Linked DNA regions of Homo sapiens: region 2 is linked to region 1. The links are chromatin contacts, found by Hi-C or POLR2A ChIA-PET in ENCODE. All regions are on one chromosome and are shown on one strand. Each heading gives the region's core, a stretch centred on a gene start or an enhancer-like site at or near the end of the contact. The rest is flanking DNA. Distances are from core to core; before and after follow the strand shown. Region 1 has its middle 28 kb from the start of LMNB1-DT. Region 2 overlaps MARCHF3 (membrane associated ring-CH-type finger 3).

Evidence for each region. A loop is a pair of places that touch in the nucleus more often than their neighbours do. ChIA-PET counts read pairs that join two places held with the same protein, here RNA polymerase II (POLR2A). Pooled maps may share reads with other maps.
Region 2: a loop to region 1 is called in a pooled map, with 2.1 times the contacts of the local background. The contact joins two enhancer-like sites. A Hi-C loop is called at or near these places in 6 of 50 pooled maps. POLR2A ChIA-PET finds 5 or more read pairs at or near these places in 3 of 52 experiments (Panc1, RWPE1 and naive thymus-derived CD8-positive, alpha-beta T cell).

The regions. Positions count from the first base shown.
Region 1 is chr5:126,746,234-126,749,756 of GRCh38, forward strand. No RefSeq gene overlaps it. Among named protein-coding and RNA genes, the nearest start is that of LMNB1-DT, 28 kb to the right of the region's middle. RefSeq lists enhancers at 1,873-1,922, 3,055-3,523. Within about 2 kb of position 2,003, at least 9 of the 41 ENCODE cell types and tissues checked have a DNase peak (open chromatin) inside an H3K27ac peak, as active enhancers do.
Region 2 is chr5:126,996,608-127,000,130 of GRCh38, forward strand. The region is part of intron 1 of MARCHF3 (membrane associated ring-CH-type finger 3); the gene reads right to left. Among named protein-coding and RNA genes, the nearest start is that of MARCHF3, 32 kb to the right of the region's middle. Within about 2 kb of position 1,849, at least 5 of the 41 ENCODE cell types and tissues checked have a DNase peak (open chromatin) inside an H3K27ac peak, as active enhancers do.

The DNA of each region.
Region 1 (3,523 bases), core at 753-3,252:
TTTTTTATTGAGGTAAAATTCACAGAAATAAAATGAACCATTAACCTTTTTTAAGTGTACAATTCAGTGGCATTTGCTGCACTAGTTTGTTGTTTCTTTTTCTCATATTAAAAAAATAAAAATTTCACACATGAAATTCCATTAGACCCTATCCCACTTAAGTTCTAGATAAAGAGTTATTTTCAGGAGGAGGATAGGTGAAAGCTTGTGTGGAGAAAGAATGTAATCAGTCCTCTCCTCTCTCCTCCCACACAGACTCCTTGGAAGGGGTAGATGCTGAGTTAACCCTTTAGTCAACACTGGCCAAAAACAGTAAGTAACTCCTTCTTCAAGCATACTATTTTATTGGAGAAGTTTATTTTTGTTTTGTTTTGTTTTGTTTTGTTTTTTGTTAGGCTGCAAGGGAGAAAAACAAAACAAAATGAAACAAAACCTTTCCTCTTAGGTTTAGTAACTGGGGCCTGCAAATTAAACTCACAAAAGACATTAACAGTAGCAAAGGCATACGTTACTTTATTCTCTTTGTTTTCTGTTGCTTAGAGCAGAACACTGGAAACTGGATAATATATAGACAAAAAATATTTATTTTTTGTTTTTGTTTTTGAGACAGAGTTTCACTCTTGTTGCCCAGGCTGGAGTGTGGTGGCGCGATCTTGGCTCACTGCAACCTCCACCTCCCGGGTTCAAGCAATTCTCCTGCCTCAGCCTCCCAAGCACCTGGGACTACAGGTGCGTGCCACCATGCCCAGCTAATTTTTGTATTTTAGTAGAGATGGAGTTTCACCATATTGGCCAGGCTGGTCTCCAACTCCTGACCTCGTGATCCACCCGCCTCAGCCTCCCAAAGTGCTGGGATTACAGCCGTAAGCCACCGTGCTCCGCCAACAAAAAATATTTCTTACAGTTATGGAAGCTGAGAAGTCCAAGGTCAGAGGGCTGCACTTGGTGAGGGCCTTCTTGCTGGTGGAGACTCTCTACAGAGTGACAAGGCAGTGTAGGGCATTGCATGGTGATGGGGCTGGGCATGCTAGCTCAGATCCTCCTCTTCTTATAAAGCTACCAGTCCCATTACCACACTATCCCACTAATTCATTATTCACCTCTTAAAGGTCCCACCTGTCAGTATTACCACGTTGAAAATTAAATTTCTTTTCTTTTTTAAATTTTTTTGAGATGGAGTCTCCCTCTGTCGTCCAGGCTGGAGTGCAGTGGCGTGGTCTTGGCTCATGCAATCTCTGCCTCCTCGGTTCAAGCTATTCTCCTGCCTCAGCCTCCAGAGTAGCTGGGATTATAGGTGTGCACCACCATGCCTGGCTAATTTTTGTATTTTTACTAGAGATGGGGTTTCACCATGTTGGCCAGGCTGGTATTGAACCCCTGACCTCAGGTGATCCACCTGCCTCAGCCTCCCAAAGTGCTGGGATTACAGGTGTGAGCCACCACACCTGGCCTGAAAATTAAATTTCAACATGAGTTTTGGAGGGGACAAATATTCAAATCATAGCATTTATTAATGTTAACATTTGTATGTGCACGGGGACTTTACAGAAATAAAGTGGAAACCCAAAGAGGTAGTTAGACCCAAGGGCTTATATACCATTTTAATGAAAAGCAATAACTGGTGGAGAAGTGACCAGACAGAGGAAAAAGAGTTTGGCCTTCTAAAAGTGGTAAATGGCAGGAAGGTGACCAGGAAATGTATAGTAGATAAGTGTCGTTTAGTAAGCCTTGTTATGCAAATAAGAGTCATTTTCCTCTCTCTGATATAGAAAAGGAAAACACCTTTAGAAGGAGGATTTTATGCCCTGCTTTTAGGCAGAAAGTGGGAGGACACGGAGTTCTTCCTTCATGTGCTGCTTCCTAATTGCCATCAGCTCAAAATCATCTTTATGCGGAAGTGGCATATTTGGGGGTGGCAGATTCTGATCTCCTTCAGTACCTTGAGGATTTCGTCTTGGGTCTAAAAACAGCAGGGGGCAAAAAGCCTGGCAGCTTTGATGAGAGTTTTAGTTGACTCATCATCCAACTGAAAAGAGTGGGGGTGGTGACTATTTAGGAACCCTGTGTAGGTGGAAGTGGTTGGTTTGTCGTTGTGTCTGACTCTTGCTCAGGCTTCACAGTCAGAGTAGGTTCTACTTCTCACTTGAGGCCCGCCCCCAGATCCCCAGCCCACCAGGATTTCCCTTCAGTGGCGCTTGCATTGAAGGCTACTTCTTTGGCTCCAAGCACAAAACCCAGGGATTTTTAGTGGGTTGTGGTTCTTTTTCTTTTCTTTCTTTCTTTCTCTCTCTTCTTTCTTTCTTTCTTTCTTTCTTTCTTTCTTTCTTTCTTTCTTTCTTTCTTTCTTTTTCTTTCTCTTTCTTTCTTTCTCTCCTTCCTTCCTTTCTTTTCTTTCTTCCCTCCCCCTCTCCCTCCCTCTTTCTTTTTTTATTTATTTCTTTCTTTCTCTCTCTTTTTCTTTCTCTTTCTTTCTTTCTCTCCTTCCTTTCTTCCTTCCCTTTCTTTCTTCCCTCCCTCCCTCCCTTCTTTCTTTCTCTTTCTTTTTCCTTCCTTCCTTCCTTTCTTCCCTCCCTCTCTCCTTCCTTCCTTTTTCTTTCTTTCTTTCTTTCTTTCTTTCTTTCTTTCTTTCTTTCTTTCTTTCTTTCTTCTTTCTTTCTTCCTTTCTTTCTTTTTTCTTTCTTTCTTTCCTTCCTTCCTTCCATCCTTCCTTCCTTCCTTTCTTTTCTTTCTTCCCTCCCTCTCTCCTTTCTTTCTTTCTCTTTCAGTCTTTCTTTACATTCGTTCTTTCTTTCTTCCTTTTTGAGACGGAGTCTCGCCCTGTGGCCCAGGCTGGAGTGCAATGGTGTAGTCTTGGCTCACTGCAACCTCTGCCTATCGGGTACAAGCAATTCTGCCTCAGTCTCCCGAGTACCTGGGATTACAGGTGCGCACCACCACGCTCCGCTAATTTTTTGTATCTTTAGTAGAGACGGGGTTTCACCATGTTGGCCAGGCTGGTCTCGAACTCCTGACCTCGTGATCTGCCCGCTTTGGCCCCCCAAAGTGTTGGGATTACAGGCCTGAGCCACCGCGCCTGGCTTTTTTCTTTTTTAAAATTTATTTTGATTTTTTATAGATACGCGGTCTTTCTATATTGCCAAAATTCTTGAGCTCAAGCAATCCACCCACCTCAGCCACCCAAAGTGTCGGAATTACAGGCATAAGCCACCAGGCCCACCCTGGTTGTTTTAAAAAATATATTCCTTGTTCAGTCTCCACAACTTCACTGTAGACTCTGTATTTGAAATATCTTTGTTTTTTCTTAACATACTACTTTTTATTTAATTTGACAAATATATGTTAAATAAAAAAAATTTTTTTTTGTTTTGAGATGGAGTCTTGCCTTGTCGCCCAGGCTGGAGTGCAGTGGGGCGATCTCGGCTCACTGCAAGCTCCGCCTCCCGGGTTCACGCCATTCTCCTGCCTCAGCCTCCCAAGTAGCTGGGACTACAGGCGCCCGCCACCATGCCCGGCTAATTTTTTG
Region 2 (3,523 bases), core at 599-3,098, 250 kb after region 1:
GTGGGGATATGGATCTAGGATCTTTAATCCCTTTGAGGAGTGGTATTAGCAAAAAGCACTAATAAGGAATGCAGGAGAACCATCAGTGTAATATTATCGTTACCGAGAAAACTGGAAATCACCTAAATGTTCATCAACAGGGAACTGATTAAATCAATAATTGATTATTTATACAATGGGGTACAACAACGCAAGTAAGAAAAAAAATAAGCGTGAAGAGATAGAAAGATCTCTAGGATAAATTATTTAAAAATCAGAGCGCAGAAGAGTATATGTAATAGGCTCCCATTTATGTTCGCATATATATACAAACTTCTAGGAGGGTGCATACAAACTGTTAACATTTGTTATATCTGGGGAGTGAAAAATGAGGATAAGAGAAAGCAAAAATTTTACTTTTGAATTTATACCCTTAACAAATAGTTAAAAGCAACTCATATGATGACAATGAGTAAGTATTAAAGAATACTTACAGTACTTCCCAGGGCTGACCTGAAATTTAGTATGAGGACAAGCAACTACTGTTATAAAAGGACCAATAGATACCAGATGTTAAATTTAACAACTATTAAATCATTTAATTTAGTAAGTGGTTACTGAGTAGGTTACTGTCCAATCCTTAAGCAGCTGTCAATAGAGTACACGGACAAGTTAATACAAAGAGAAAGGTAACAGATATGATGTGAATGCATGGGAAAGCCAGGTAGTCAGAGAAGACTTCTTGGTGGAGGTGGGGATTAGGGTTTGGATGGGTGAAGCAGAAGAAACACAGAAAGAGCAACAGAATGAGAAGACAAGAAAAAACATGGTGGGCTTTTCAACGGACATGGAAGGGAAGTCAATTTGGTGAGGACTTGTCTCAAAAGGGATGGCAGAATGCTGCCTGAGGGAGGCTGGACCCCCTTACCAGGTAGAACTTCCTCTCTAATCCATAGGCTTTCGATCTCTCCCTATCACTGATACCCCAAGGTCGAAAGGACTGGGTCCTCAGGCCAGTCTGTCCTGTAGATTCACATCTTGTTTCTAATAGAAACAGTAGAATCATCTATTCAGTTATTTTTCTAAATTCCAGTTTACTCAAAATGACTGCATACTTAATTTTTTTGATAAGGCTATGCTTTTCTGCAAATCTCTTCCCCCCTTAAAATTACATTAGATAAATAATAATTCTCATTGCCCATTTGGTACACCTGGTCAACCTAGGCTTGCCTGCTACCACTATTGGGGAATTAACCATTTGTGCTATAGTATTAATATAGCAAAGAAACATAGCCGGTTGTTTTGGAGAATGACTATATTAAGCCTATTGACTGTTTATCACTAGAAAGAAAATATTGAAGCACTTTTATTACAGAAGTCCATTGGAGGCTATAGGCAGTCTAAGAACAACTGAGGAAATATTAAGAGAAAAAAGAGAATATTACCCTATCACTAAAAACTCTCCTGGCTGGAATCATAAAACAATCTGTTCAATGGCAGGAAATAATATATCTCACAACATGGGAAATCTTGGGTCTTGGAGAACTTTTATCTTTTATTTTGTCACAAGTAAATTAGAAAACTCCATGTACAAGGGGAAGAGAGGATTATGAAAATACAAAGGCAGTGTCCAAGTGGCCCATGTGGCAGTGGGTGAGCTGTACAACCAGGAATCAGCCAGGACCATCTGCTGATCAGTAAACAGAAAGTGCTGACTTATGGTGGACCAGAATTCTGCTCTAGTAGCTAAGAATAAAACACCAAGTTCCTGGTCCCTTTTCAAAGCACTCATTGGCTTTCTTCAAGTTGGAGAATATGCTCCAGCTTGGATCAAGAGTGAAACTGGAGAAGCTACACAAGATGGGCATTTGGCCTTTCACCAACATGCTTGTTCCTTGACTTGGCTCTCAGCAAACCCCATGCAAACATTCAGCATTTCACGGCTGAGGCCACACACAGAAGCCATCAGGTGGAGACAGCTGCAAATGTACTTTCTCACACTCACGCTGGGGAGAACAGGCAGGGAGGTGGGGTAAGGGAAGGTCAGGAGCAGGGTAAGAAGGAGGCCACCTCATGAATGTTTTAAAATCCTTCCCAGGTAGCCCACAGATGTTTCTGTGGCTACCAACCTGAGAAAAGCCATCTTTTAAACAGCAGAAATCTCACTCGTTCCCCTGTCCCACTCTCTCCCTGTCAATCCCCAGGACATGCCACAATAAGTTGAGAAGCTGTAAAGATCTGTGGTAAAAAGAAAAAGCTCCAATATGTCTGTGGATGTTACCTAAAGAAGCCCCGAAGTCAAGGAACAAAGTAAAAAACTGTGACTAAGAGTTGGAAAAAATATTACTACATGCCACAAGACATTAGGAGGAAAGTATGTGTGCCAAAAATCCAGAGAGGCTCCCAGAAAGTTCCCTCTCAGCAACCCCTCTCAAGGAGAACCAACTTATTGTACTTTACACATAATTGCTTTTCAGGTCTGCCTCACAAATAATTCCTTGGTGAATACCTAAGTCAGCAAAACAACAGGAATTTTTATACTGATCCTATAATACTGGCAGGGTGGTGAGCTGCAGGGCTCAGTTGGGGCAAACACATAAAAAATTGCCAACTTGCATAAGAAGTTTTTATCTAATGTAGATGATGCAGAAAATGTGTCCATTTTCTTCCTTTTTCCAGATGGCAGACTTTTTTTTCTTACACAATACCCATTTGTATGGCAATTATGCCCAGACCAGCTTTCAATGAGTCCATTAGAGCCGGCCAGTCCAACACAACTTCCTGCACAGCCTGTCCCTTGGGGACATGGATTCTGTTCACAGGGCAAAGACCTGGATGGCTTGACCCAGCTCCCGTTCCTCCAAGCTCTAGACTTCATCATTGTTCTCTCAGGCTACTCTCTCCCTGACCTTCAGATTTGACCCTCGTTGTTCTATTTCTAGGCCTAAATTTACCTTCCCTCCATTACAGCTTCACCAGCCAATCCAGTTGCATTGCAGTAATGTCTCTCAGCTGACTTGGTCGCTGGTATTCTGGCACCTGGCCACTTTAGGGGGGCAGAGAGATATATTTTCAAAACATGCTATTTGTTACCAGATGGTCAACTCCTCTACCAATCAAATACACATCATTTATTTGTTCAACAAACAATGAACACCGATTATTATAAGACTGTTAGTGCTGAAGGTACATCAAATAAGATACTGTCATCCTCAGAGCACTCAGCCATTACTAATGTACCACACTGGATAGAAATCAGCTACCCCATTGAATCCATATTATGGAAACAAAGCAAAATCATACTAATACTTCAGAGTCATTCTAAACTTTATAGCTTTCCAGTAGCTTTTCTACTAGTGAGACTCTGACTTAAGGTTATTAATATTAGAATATATATTACATAGAATATATATTATTCTATAAAGTACATTAGAATATATAAGATCATTAATATTAGAATATATAATATAGAATATATATTATTCTGTAAAGTATATTAATGATCTTAAGTCAGAGTCTCAAGAGCAGATTGAAAGAGATCCTT